2 separate regions of the Mus musculus genome follow, and region 1 is linked to region 2. Evidence: chromatin contacts called from ENCODE Hi-C data. All regions are on one chromosome and are shown on one strand. The core of a region is the stretch at or near the end of the contact, and the rest is flanking DNA. Distances in the headings are between cores, read along the strand shown.

What was found. A loop is a pair of places that touch in the nucleus more often than their neighbours do.
Region 1: a map of heart shows a loop between it and region 2 (4-fold over the local background). The contact joins the promoter of Zfp280b here to the promoter of Smarcb1 in region 2. A Hi-C loop is called at or near these places in 1 of 37 maps with a recorded cell type or tissue (heart).

What each region holds. Positions count from the first base shown.
Region 1 is chr10:76,028,816-76,035,715 of GRCm38, forward strand. It overlaps Zfp280b (zinc finger protein 280B), which reads left to right and starts at 3,797. Exons shown (of 2, transcript NM_177475.3): 1 at 3,797-3,934.
Region 2 is chr10:75,916,835-75,923,991 of GRCm38, forward strand. Smarcb1 (SWI/SNF related, matrix associated, actin dependent regulator of chromatin, subfamily b, member 1) reads right to left here and starts at 4,780. Exons shown (of 9, transcript NM_011418.2): 1 at 4,469-4,780; 2 at 1-77. The coding sequence starts at 4,561. It overlaps Mmp11 (matrix metallopeptidase 11), which reads right to left. Exons shown (of 8, transcript NM_008606.3): 8 at 6,388-7,157. The coding sequence ends at 7,148.

The sequences.
Region 1 (6,900 bases), core at 2,547-5,046, 110 kb after region 2:
AAGATGTACAGCCATTTAAAATCTGGAATGAAGGCAAGTGTGAACTAGCTACTGGTGTCACTGAAACTCCCAGGGAAATTCTAAAGGACAGCAGAGCCACAGTCTAAAATCTCTTAGTGGCTTCCCCAAATCACTTTTACAAAAATCATAAGCATTTATCTTTGCTGGAAAAAGAGGGAATTGGTTTCAGGTGTTCCTTGAGGACATCGGAATCTATTGCTACTTAGGTCTAATTTATCTGTTTGTTTAGAACATTTCTTTTTATTTTTCTGTGTGTGAATGTTTGGCTGTCTATGAACCAGGGGCATGCCTGGTGCCCCAGGAAGTTAGTAGGTGTCAGACACCCTGCAACTACAGGTATAGATATTTCATAAGCCTTCATTTGAGTGATGGGAACAGAACCTCTGCTAGACAGGCAAGTGTTCTTTTAACCACCGGGCCCGCCATCTTTCTAGCTCCCTGATTTAATTAGATTTCTAATTGCATTAGCATATGGCAGGTATTGGACATGCAGAGTCTTTTTCTTTGCCTTTATTCTCTAAATAATGCATTGAAAAGGTCAGGTTAGGTACTTTGGGAAGGTCAAGAAACACTCCCCCACCCCAAGGGAGAGGTTAATTAACACTTCTCAGACCACTGGGTGAGAACGGACCTGGGGGAGGACACATTCCACAGGACTGACCTTTGCTCACCTTCAGGCAAGGGAAGTCCTTGTCACCTCATTCCCTAATGACCAGTTTAAAGGGTACACTAGTTGCTGATGCTCGATTCTGCCCCTGGAAACCATATAAAAACTCGCAGATCGGGCGCTGGGGGTCACAGCCTCTCCTTCAGATCTGGGAAGACCCCAGTGCACTGGAACAAATTCCTCTTGCTTTTTGCATGGATCCCGGCTTCACACGGTTCACTCAGGGGGTCCCCGGTAAGCTAAGACTCCCTGAAGTCTTACAGCATCACAGCAACTAAAGGATTTACATTGCATCAAGTACTAGAAGACAGAAATATCCAGGTAGCTCTCTGATCAGGCAATTAGTCTAACTAGCTGGTGAGCCTGAGGTTGTGACAGGCCTTGTCTCAAATAGTAAGGTTGAGAAACTGGTTATCCAATAGCAAATGGCCAGCTCATTATGCAAACTGTGCGGGCTATAATTAGGAATATATATATATATATGCATATACATATATACATGTAAGGACAGAGGGAAAAAAGCCATGGATTTGAAAAAGCCAGGAGGGGTAGGGAAGGATCTGGAAGAAAGGGGAGAGGGAAATAATTATAATCTCAAAAATAAAAATACACATGAATAATAAAAAAAAGAAGTAAGCGGGGTATAGTGGCACACTGCTTTAACCCTAGCACTCAGGAGACAGAGACAGGCAGATCTCTGTGAATTCAAGGCCACCTGGTTATAGTGAGTTCCAGGACAACCAGAGTACACAATAAGGTCCTGTCCCAAAACAAAACAAACAAACAAACAAAACAAAAAAGCCATTAAAAAAAAAGCTAAAAGAGAAAAATTAAACAGAGTGAGGAAGACGTTGTCCTCTGGTCTTCACACACATATGCATGTTCACGTATACACATACAAACCACACACGCGCCCATCAAAAGCTGCAAATAAACGGGAGAAGCAAATGTCCCAGTTAGGGTGTCTATTGTCGTGAAGAGGCACTATGGTCCTGGGGCTGCTTTACAGTTTCAAAGTAAGTTTAGTCCATTGTCATCATGGCTTGAAGCCTGGCAGCTTTCAGGCAGACATGGCGCTGGAGAAGAAGCAGAGTTCTACATCTCCATCCACAGGCAAGAGAAGTAGCGACATCCCGGTCAGAATTGAGTTTCTAAGACCTCACAGCCCCCCTCCACAAGCGACAGTCTTCCTTCAACAAGGCCACACCCACTCCAACAAGGCCACACCTCCTCAGTGCTGCTCCCTAAGGGCCAAACATTCAAGCATACAGGAGTCATTTTTTTATTCATACCACCATAGCAAACTTTTCTTTTGGAAAAAAATGTTGCTTATTTTGGTATGTATTTGATGCACACGAGTGTATGAGTGAGTGTATGTGCATGTGTAGAGTTCAGAAGAAAACTTATCTTTTTATTTAAAAAACATTTTTTTTTTTTTTGAAATGCCTCTCTGTGTAGCCTTGGCTGGCCTGGAACTCTCTATGTAGATCAGGCTGCCCTTGAACCCAGAGATCTGCCTGCTGTAGCCTCTTGATCCATGGGATGAAAGGTGTGCGCCACCACACCTGGCAGACAATTTTCAAGAGCTGGTTTTCCACTGTGGGATCTAGAGATAGATCTATGCTTTTACCTAGCGATGCATCGATGGCCCCAAACCTTCAAAGGGTCATATAGTCAGACAGTCTCTGGTAATTAATACAATTTTCTGGTGTAGTAAGAAAACAAGCACAGAGCCGGGCGTGGTAGCGCACACCTTTAATTCCAGCACTCGGGAGGCAGAGGCAGGCAGATTTCTGAGTTGGAGGCCAGCCTGGTCGACAAAGTGAGTTCCAGGACAGCCAGAGCTATACAGAGAAACCCTGTCTCGAAAAACCAAAAAAAAAAAACCAAAAAAAACCAAAAAAACAAACAAAAAAAACCCCAAAAAACAAAAACAAACAAACAAACAAACAAAAAACAAGCACAGGCAAGAAGGAAAAGAATGAGCCGGGCGTGGTGGTGCATGCCTTTAATCCCAGCACTTGGGAGGCAGAGGCAAGCGGATTTCTGAGTTCCAGGACAGCCAGCGCTATACAGAGAGAAACCCTGTCTCGAAAGACCCAAAAAAAAAAAAAAAAAAAAAAAAAAAGAAAAAAAAAGAAAAGAAAAGAAAAGAAAAGAAAAAGAAAAAAAAAGAATGAGCATGTTGTGTTTCAAAACTGAAAACTGAAATTCGAATTTCATGTAATTTGCGCATGCTCCAAAAAGGCATTCATCTTTTGATGGTTTTTATTTTTTAATTTTTTTTTTTATTTTTAGGTTTCTTTGAGACAGGGTCTTACAGTATATCCCTGGCTGCCCTGGAACTCACTCTGTAGACCAGGCTGACCTTGAACTCAGAAATCCGCCTGCCTCTGCCTCCCAAGTGGGTGCACCACCACAGCTGCCCCGCTTTCTGATGTTTTTCAAACAACAAACACAAAACAAACAAACCGAACCTGGGACATCTGTTCTGAGTTTCCTTCCTGATAAAAACAGCCGGCTGATTTGGATTTGTCCCAGAGGCAGCTTTAAGGTTGTTTCAAATTCAGTAGCTAGGTCGTTTTCTAAGTGCAAGGGGCAAGCTTGTGTGCTTATGCAAAAGCTACACACTTGAGAGGAGCTGTCATAGCTGTAATACAGGTGGGCAAACAGTTTCCTAAAGGACTGGGAACCATCTCTGGCCCTGGGCCCAGGCTAGCTGAAGCTCCATTTTTTTTTTCCTTCTTTCTCTCTTATCTATGCCCCTCCCACCCTTCCCACCCCCACTCCTACCTCCTCTCCCTAAGCAGCCACGTTTAACTAGCAATCCTCCTGCCTCAGCCCCCGCTCCCACCCCACCCTATCCCCACCCCCGAGGGAATGCTGGAATGGACGAAAGGCCTGGCTTTGGGTTCCCAAATCTCGCAGGTCCAAGATTTCAGGGGTGGGCATCACCACTGCCTGATCGTCCCAGCTCAGTCCCTCCGCCCGCGGCAGTCACTAGGGGCGCCCGAGTGAGAGAACGCGCCCAGGGGCCTTGAGGAACCAATCAGATCGGCGCTACGCCGCGCGGCTGACCTCGCGTCCACCCTTGGCAGCCAATCACAGGTCGCCGTGGGCTAGTGCGCGCCGGCCGGGGCTTTGGTGTTGGAGCGGCGGGGCCCTGGAGGTCGTGGTGCGGGGCTTCCCGCGCAGCGCCTCGCGGGCCGGGGCGTCCGGGGGAGGCTCAGGTACGCCTGCCGGGAGGTAAGGACAGGGGCGTGGTGCTGGTGACCTCTGCGGGAGCGACCGGGAGGGGACGCCGGGTGAGGGCCTTCTGCGAGTCCCGGGGAAGCGAGCGTGGCTAGGCCGGGAGCCCAGAGACCCCTTCCTGGCAGCCTCCCTCTCCCACGAACCCCCCAGTCCTGGGGCTGGGCCTGCACCCCTTAAATGCCATTCCCATCGCCGAGGGCCCCTCACCTAAAGTCCTGGAGGCTGCAGACCTCGCTACTGGGCTCTCCGACGCCTGCCTCGAAGCTCTGCCACTAGGGAAGGAGGAGGGAGGACCACTTCGTTGAGACCCATTCAAAAAAGTAGGTACAGACGAAATCCGGGTTTGTAGATTAAGTCCCACTCCCAGTTTGGAGATCTGCAGGCCCTTGGAGGCTTTAAAAAGCCATTTTTCTGCGCCCCTCCCCTTCCCATACAGCAATATCTTGTTTATTTTGTTGGCTTTGTGCCCCCTTTGAGCCCCAGTGCAGCTCTCGGGGCTCCTAGCTAGCTAGTTTTGCTTTGAGCAGTGCTCGGTGGGTTGTGTTGTTTTGTTTACTGGGCTATGGTGTTGGAAGGTAGCGTATAAGGTGCTTATAATAACCACACAGACGACAGGGTTGAGGGAGTAGCTTAGTTGGTGGAGTGCTTGCTTGCCTAGTACTACACAAACCGGTTGTGATGACCTCGCACCCAGTACTTGGTTAAGAGGAGACAGACGGCTGTTTCTTTCGTATCAGAGCTAACAAAACGGAAAATAAGCATGAAATAACTGGTAGGTAGTGAAATGGAGTAAAATCTTTTAACACGTAAAATGTAACTAAATCTTAAGAGGTTCTCTGTCTGTCTGATTTACCCCAAGTATGTGACTTGCAGCTCTTGGACTCTCTGAAGCTATTAAAAGTTACAGCGTATATCTGCGGTAAGAGAAAAGGTCTACCTCATTTTCTGACTTCTGTTTGCTGCTGTGATTTGATAAAAAAAAAAAAAAAAATCATTACCATGGGTGATAGCAGAAGGCAGAGGCAGGCGAATCTCTATGAGTTTGAGGGCAACCTGGTCTACAGCGGTAGTAACAGGACAGCCAAAGCTACCCTGTCTTGAAAACAGACAAAGGAACAAAAATTAGTGTTTTGGAATTTCCTGCGGAAATCACAATGGTAAGATAAGTTCAGGACAAGTAGAATTTTGGAACTTTTTTGTTTTGTTTTTGTTTTTGTTTTTCGAGACAGGGTTTCTCTGTATAGCCCTGGCTATCCTGGAACTCACTTTGTAGACCAGGCTGGCCTCGAACTCAGAAATCCACGTGCCTCTGCCTCCCAAGTGCTGGGACTAAAGGCGTGCGCCATCAACCCCGGCATTTTGGAACTTTCTAAGTTGCTTCCTCAAACAGGAAGGAAGTGGTAGATGTACTTTTTTTACCTGAAATCTTGAAAAAGAAAAAGTAGATGCTATGGATGCCTTGTAAAGCTGACTTCCTTTTTCTTTAGTTGCAGTAGGAGGTGCAAATGGGTTGATATACATATCTTAAGATTCAGCTAATGCAGGAAAATGTTCCCACTTGGATTTGTCCCCACCCTGCCTTTTGAAAGAGGGTCTCTTAGCCTGGGCTGTCATTTCCTCCCTCCAGGTCCTCCCTTGTATGTGCAACCTGCTAAGTCTCTATGATGCTACTTGTATGTTTTTGGGTCTGATCGTTTGTTGTTCCTCCCTGGGGGAAGGGTTAAGGACTCTGGGAGCTTTCCCTGGTCCACATTAGCATCTCTTGACTTCGTCCTTGTTGAGATCACGTTGATGTGGTTAGGGATCTATATTGGTGAAGTCTCATAGATATTTGAGGAATAGTAGTGTTAATTTCTTTTTTCTTTTCTTTTTTTTGTTTTTTAGATTTATTTATTTATTATATGTAAGTACACTATAGCTGTCTTCAGACACTCCAGAAGACGGAGTCAGATCTTGTTACAGATGGTTGTGAGCCACCATGTGGTTGCTGGGATTTGAACTCCGGACCTTTGAAAGAGCAGTCGGGTGCTCTTACCCACTGAGCCATCTCACCAGCCCTGTTAATTTCTTTTAAAGTCTGGTAGAATTCTGCCCTGAATCCATCTAGACCTGGACCTTTTTTTTTTTTTTTTTGGTTGGGGGACTTCCAGTTTTTTATTTCTCTGGGGTTTTTCTATATATAACATTTTCATTATCCATCCCTTGAAGGTCATTTAGGTGTGGTTTCCCATTTCCTTCTTGTTGTGGATTGGGTAGCAGTGAACATGGCTGAGCAATGATCTTTGAAGTCGACCATCCTTTGCGAAGATGCCAAGGAATGGTGTAGCTGGGTCATATGGTAGATTTAGTCCCAAATTTTTGAGAATTCTCCACCCTGATTTTCAGAGTGGCTGTGTTAGTTTTAAATCCTGCCAACAGTGAAGGAGGAGGGCTCCCTTTACCCCCACATCCTCTCTAGAATTTTTTGGTGTCTGTATGTTGATCCTTACTATTCTGACTGTGCTACCATGAATTCCACCGTTGCTTTCATTTGCTTTGCCCTAATAGCTAAGGACAGTGAATAGTTTTTGAGACATTTCTTAGCCATTTTTATTCTGTTGAGAATTGTCTGTTCAGGTTCCAAACCCATTTTTTTGAATGTTTCTCATTCCCCCCTCCCCCCCCAACTCTCTCTTTTTTCTTTGACTTAGTGGTTTCTGAGCTCTTTCTATATTCTAGAAATGAATCCTCTGCAGATGTGTATCTGGCAGAGATGGCTGTGTGGGCCTTCTCTTGAGTTAATTGTTTCCCTAGCTGTGCAACATCTTTTTGTTCTTGGGAAAATGGAGTCCTCTTCAGAATGTCTTTTCCTGCACCTAGATCATGTAGGGCACTGCCTGTTTTCTTGTCACCATCCAGGGTTGTACATCTAGGTCTTTGACCTTTTGGAGTCCACTGGAGTGAGTTATTGTCTGGGGTTA
Region 2 (7,157 bases), core at 3,530-6,029:
ACAGTGGCTAGTCGCCGCCAGAGTGAGGGGTATCTCTTGTACAGAGAACCTCGGAACATACGCAGGTAGTTTCCCACCTATGGGTAAAGCAAGAAGGCTCATTATGAGGGTCGGGCTACCTAGCACCACACTGAGACAATGCCTCCAGGCGCCAGGCTTTCGGCTGTCAGCAAGCACATTCTGCTGACATCAAGGGTTCACCAGCAGTGCACATCTGGTTGGCATCTGTGTCTCCTGACTTCAGAACCAAGGGAGGATCCCAGAGCTCAGTAAGAAGCTTGTGATTCGGACCTGACTAGAGATGTTGGCACTGTTCTGAAATGTAAGACTCCTGTGACCTTCTTTCATCTTAAGAAGCAGACTTTGATATTTTTACAAGCCAATAAACACCAAAAAGTCTTTAATTTTAGGCAGATGCAAGATAATTTGTCCCGTTGCCTATGTTGCTTTGTTTAGTAATAAAACTCAAACCAGAGATGCCAAAGAATTTTCTAGAGTCTAAAAAAAGCACTATATTAGTAATCCCTAGCCTATCCTATAAATCACGACTTCCCCCAAGTAACAGCGTCAGTTTGTTTGTAGTGATACTGTAAATATGGCCTTCATAAGAAGCCTGTCCTGTGGGTTTTTTAAAGATATGCTACGGTCTCACTGACTATTCAGAAATGCTATTTTCAGAGTCACACTGTGAGGACAACCAATAGATGGGTGTGAGGTGCTCACTCTGACAGTGAATCTAGGCCTTGTTACTCACCTGTCAAGTGCTTAAAAACCCTGACATTTTTCCCCTAAGACAGATTCTCACCATGTAGCCCTAGCTGGCCAAGAACTCACTATGTAGACAAGGCTGTCCTTGAATCAGAGATGGACTGGACCTGCCTCTGCTCACAGAATACTGGGATTAAAGGCACGCACAGCCACACCAAGCCCTCAAGTCTGGATTCTGCTTTAGAAAGGATCATTTCTATTATTCTTTTAATCGTATCTATGTATCTAGCATACATTTATTAAGTGAAAGTAGTCTCTGCACTTTCCTTCCAGAAAAGATTTCCATGACCAACAGCCAGAGCTGTTAAGCCCAAGAGCCAAACAGTCTATACAGAACACTGAAGACTCCTTGTTGCTGTTTGGCTTGTGGGTCATTATCACCCAAAGGTAAAAGTACTGTTTCCATTCATATTTAGAAAAAAGTTAGCACCAGGCAGTGGTGGCGCACACCTTTAATCCGAGCACTTGGGAGGCAGAGGCAGGCGGATTTCTGAGTTAGAGGCCAGCCTGGTCTACAGAGAGTGAGTTTCAGGACAGCCAGGGCTACACAGAGAAACCCTGTCTCAAAAAACAAAAAACAAACAAACAAATTTAGAAAAAAGTTAGCAATACGATCAGCTATTTTTTTCCTACATAGTCCTGGTTGGCCTGGACTCACTATATAGACCAGGCTGTCCTTGAACTGACAAAGGTGGGCCTACTGGGTACTAGGACTAAAGGAATGCACTGCAAAGTAGTCCCCCATGGCTACAGCGAGGGTCCTGTACCATAAACCCTAACACCAGGCTGGGCCACTTGGCCCTCTTTGGAATACTAAATAAAGATTCTGGACTTGGACATTGATTTCTCCTGTGGCAGATGACAGGATGACAGGGGCACAGTCATATCCACTGAGAGCATCCTCCCCAAGCAGCTCCACAGACATCAGACACAGCTGCTACTGTTACTGTGTCTGCCCATCTGTCTGAATACTGAATTCATTTTCTATGACAAAGGGACCGAGGGCCATCCATCATCCATACAATCCTGCCATAGGAACTGAAGACAGAAAGTACTGTATGACCCTCTGTTCTTCCCAAAATCAAAGCCAGGCCCCAAAGAGTGAGAAAACTGTCCATTTTGGTTTTCGTATAACTATTCTCAATCAACTGGGAAGGCCAAGAGTCAAGAGGCCAAAGGAAGGTTGTGGTTAGCTTTCTAAAACCTAAACCATGCCGTGCCAATGACCTCAAAACACAAGATTTCCAGTGTAAGCATCTCAGATGCTTAAGAAAAGTAAAACCAGCCAAGAAGGCGCGCTCAGTGCAAGACCATGTGCTTAGCGTGTACAAGGCTCTAGGTTCCCCAGCATGAGAAATGAGAACTGAGGAAGACAGAGAAAGAGGGCAAGGGTCAGGAGGCAGAGCAAGCTGTCACTACACCTCCCGAGGCTCTTCCCACCTGACCAGGAGCTGTCTTTCAGTCTCTCCACCACATGAGAATTTTCTTTTCAAAACTAGGGCTGAGGCCAGATTTACCCCTTCACTGGTCAGTTCAGGTAAATAAACATCTTTGAAGAAACTCTTCTGCATAGACTATTTAAAGTCCTTAACTGCCATACGCACCACACCTTGCACTTGAGCAAATGCCTAGTGGCCAACAAGGACCCTTCTGAGCTGTGAGAGATGTCCCCAGCACAGCCACTGTGGAACAGAGGCACAGAGGTGACAGTGTGATCAGTCTTGGCGGCTTGAGTTTTTTGTTTAATGGAAGATGGTGAAAACGGAAACTCTAAGTCTGGATGTTTCTGACAACATTGGTCTCACAACCTGATTCAACCGACACACTAATAAAATGGAGTGTATGTCACTGAATAGCTGCCAGAGGTAACGGCTGGCAGTCTGAAATGCCATTAGCTCTCCAGGGTGGGCACTTACCTCTTTACACATGTTACATGTCTACTGGATGACATTCACACATCTGAATTTTATCTTTTTGTTATTATTATTCCTTTCAAGACAAGATCTCACTACGTAGGCCAGGCTGGACTCAAAATCACCCTCTACTTCTGCCTCCTGAGTGTTCAGATTAAAGGTGCAGCCCAGTGCACTTAATAAACAAACAAACAAAAAAAGAGTAAGAAAGAAAGAAAAAAAAATAAGCCACATAAACTGGGTGTAGTGACACCAAGTGCTTTGATCCTGGCACTCAGAGGCAGGAGGATTTCTGTGAGTTCAAGTGCCAGGTCTACAAAGTGGAGCTACAAGGCAGCCAGTTACACGATGAGATCTTGTCTCAAAAAGAAGGGGGGATGGGGCTGGTGAGATGGCTCACCAGTTAAAAGCACTGACTGCTTTTCTGAAGGTCCCGAGTTCAATTCCCAGCAACCACGTGGTGGCTCACAACCACCTGTAATGAGATTTGATGCTCTCTTCTGGGGTGTCTGAAGACCGCTACAGTGTACTCATAGACATAAAATAAATAAATAAATAAATAAATCGAAAAGAAAAGAAAAGAAAAGAAAAGGAAGGAAGAAAGAAAGAGAGGAGGGGAGGAGAGACATAAACTGGTTGGGGGTTGCCCTTAGATGGAATGAAGTTAGTTTGAGATAGACAATCTGCACCAAAAAAAAAAAAAAAAAAAAAAAAGGTAGAAAGAAAGAAATTTCAGCTGAGCAGTGGTGGCACACGCCTTTAATCCCAGCACTCAGGAGGCAGAGGCAGGCACATTTCTGCCAGCCTGGTCTACAGAGTGAGTTCCAGGACAGCCAGGGCTACACAGAGAAACTGTCTCGAAGAAGAAAAAGAAAAGAAAAACAAAAAAAACAAAAAAACACAAAGATTTGGCTGGTCTCTAGGGTTAATTGAAGGGATTTTCTAAGGTTGTGGTTCTCAACCTTCCTAATGCTGTGACCCTTTAATACAGTTTCTCATGTTGTAATGACCCCCTCCACCATAAACTTTTTTCGTTGCTACTTCATAACTCTAATTTTTGCTACAGTTACGAATCATAATGTAAATACCTAATATGCAGGATCTTTGATATGCGACCCCTGTGAAAAGGGTAGTGGCTGGCGCACAGGTGCGATCCTAAGGAACCCTGTCCACCTGACTGCACAGAAGCTGTCTCTTCTAGCTCTGGGTTCTGGGTTAGCGACCCTTCAGATTTATCCCCTATAAAAACTCAAAATTAGTTCACTGATCTCCAAAACGTTAGTGCTTCCGACCTCAGGGCCTCAATCCACTCAAAAGCAAACATGTCCAATCACTTTCTAAACATCATAAAAGCTCTCTGCAGTCCACCTCGCAAGCAACAACACAAAGGGGAAGAGGCTTTCCTAAGCTTCGGGCTTACAAGTAGAGATTTCGAGACCGGGGCAGTGGGGTGCACGAGAGCTGCCAAAGGGTTCAAGGGCAGTGTTGCACCTCCACTTCCAAGCGCCCAGGGGCTTCCCGAACATCCTTTCCCCATCTGCCTAGAGTGTACCGGCTCGACGCTCTAAGCTAGGACAGATGCTTAGGGTCTGAACAACGTTAAGTGGGTAAAGAAAACCCAGGACGGTCCAGGCGGGACCGGCCACGCCCACCAGGCCACGCCCCAGCTGCGAGCACGCGCCCGCCTCCGCGATGAATGGAGGCGCGCTCTCGGGGAGCACTAGCCCGCCCCGGGACTCGAGCCGGCCAGCCGCTGCCCGGGAAGCCGAGAACGCGCCGCGGGCTACCTCGGAGCCGATCATGTAGAACTCCCCGTCGTCCTCCAGCTGAAACTTGACGGGCTTCTGCCCGAAGGTCTTGCTCAACGCCATCATCATCATGGCGGCGGGGGAAACCGGCAGCCGGGGTCGAGCTGGAAAGAATCCGGTGGGCTAGGGCGGGGCCGAGGCGCGTCGGACCGAAAGGAACGGAGGCCTGGAGGTGAAGGTCGGGCAGGGCAAGCCGGGCGAACCGGGCGAGCGCTCGTGTCACTACTGGGCTCCTTGGCCGTCTCTGCAACGAGCAGGCCGCCCTCGGTGCGCATGCGTGGAGAAGCTGACGCTAACGTGCGCGCCGCAGCCTGCGCGACTCAAGGCCGAGCGCGTTCCCGCAAGCCCTTAAAGGGACCCGAGTTCTTTTTTGCTTCCTAGGCTTCCTCCCTGGGCGGGTAAGGAGGAAAACCTCTCAGCGACCGAAATAGCCACTGAGGCCCTGACTCAGGCGGTAGCTTTCCTAGTCGCATAGCCAGAGCTGGCACTCCGCCCCGGGATGAAGGAAAAAAATGAGACGTTAAGCGAGGAGAAGGACCGCTCTATCTGGAAGCCCGAGGGAAGCTGGGTGGGCATGGCGACCCCACGCTAGCGCCTCAGGTTTTCCACCCGAAAGTGCGTTAGGAATAGCTAGCTATCCACTCCAGGCCAACAGCAGTTCCCGAGGCAGTAGGGATGGGAAGAATGACAATACTGGATGGAGGTTGGTACTATTCAAAGATCTAGGTGATGTGCCAGATGAACGGGAGGAGGCACTTGCATTCCTTCCTTACCTCTGCAAGCTTGGTGCCCACAAGCCCAGCCCTGGTCTGTGCCTCTGCCCGCCTTGGGGCATAACAGCCCCGAGAGAAGACAGTGCTTCTGGAACGTGTCCAAGCAGTCCACCCCCTGTTGAACAGAGCCGTGACTCCAAAATGTTTAATGTTTATTGTAGCACTATTACAGGAGCTTAAGTTATAGCCTAGCCTAGGTAGCTATTCAACAATAGAGGAATGGATGAAGAAAATGTAGTCTAGGCTGGGTGTGGTGGTGCAAGCTTTTAGCTTCAGTTCCAAGACAGTCAGGGATATGTTGAGCAACTCTGTCCCAGAAAACAAAAAAGAGTGTGAAATGTGTGTACATGTGTTTTTTGTTTTTCAGCCACAAAAGTGAAATTACATTGTTTTCAGGAAAATGGATGCAACTAAGATATCATATTAAACAAATCAGGCCAGTCTCAGAAAGACAAATACGTTTTCTCTCATTTGTGCTTTCTAGATTTTCCTTAGATACATAAAATATGTATTCCACAGAACATTAAAGTAAAAGTGACATTGTGTATGGGAGCAAAGGGACTAACAACCTAGTGTAGGGGAGGTGGGGGCATGGTGGGATGTGCAAAATACAAACACTTCTCTGAAAGCAGCAGGACAAACAGTGGCCAGCTTCATAAGGGTCAGTCTAATGAGACTGCAATTGTGACTGGGGTCATGATGAAGGAGATGTTAAAGAACTAGGAAAGGCTGTGGTAACCAGGAGTTTGCCCACTGATCTCACAGCCATGGGAACCAGAGGGTTAAGGGCCAGGGGTGGCTCACACTTTTAATCCCAGAACTCCAGAGTCATAGGCAGGCAGACCTCTGTGGGTCCCAGGACAGTCAGGGATGTATAATGAGACCATGCCTCCCTCAGCTCCCACCCCCAGTAGTTAGGCATGATCTGATAAAATGATACTGCTTTTGCTGAGACAGCCAGTCAGTTAGAAAGCCACTGTGGGTATACCTCTATTTGTTCAGGAATGGGACAGGAGAGACTCTAAATATGGGTCCTAGCCCCAGGGAAACAGTCTTGGGGCACAAAGGCTCTAACCCTTACTCCCAAATCTTGACTGCAAATTGCAAAGAAAAACAGACAGGCGCTTAGAAAACACTCATGTTTAATGACAGTCTTGGCTTTTTTGGGTTTTGTTTTTTGTTTTTTTAAAAAAGTCTTTATACACTGTATACACATGTACATGGCTTAGAGGGTACCTGTGCTAGGAAGAGGGCCCCAGAAAGAAATGGCCTGGGGCAAGGCTGTGAGGTATGTGGGGCCTTTGAGGTTCCGTGTCTCTGGGAGGAAGCAGCTGCCTCCTTGGCTGGCTGTGTACCTTTTGGCCTGAGTTCCAGGAAGCACTTGTCTGAATCACCTGCCAGAATATGATCAGTTCACTATCTCTCCAGAGCTGACTTACCAGGAAAGATACTGGTCCAGTTGCTTAGCAGGGGCAGCATGGTACCCTGGGCATCTCATTACCAACACCACTCCCAACAGGAACCTCATTGCAGGTGATTCCTGAGTTTGTGTGGGGGTTCTACTTTGAGGGACAGAGATGGAGACCTTGGGCAACCAGGCTGACTGTGGATTATTGGTAGCTGAAATATTGCCAGCCCAAAACCTCCCTTATTTTTAAGTAACACCAAAGCCTTTGCCTAGTCTGAGACAATTGTTGGCAGGTGACCATGACCAGCATGGTCGTTCCTACAAACAGTGGCTGCACCCCAACCCACTCCCCTGAGGAGACATAGGCCCTGTCTGTCCCATGCCTGAAGCCCAGAGCCACAGATATGGCTGTGGGTCTCTTACATGATCTAAGTGCCCTGGCAGGAGTCAGTACCCCTGAATGCATCCAAAGTGTTGTCAGCGGAAA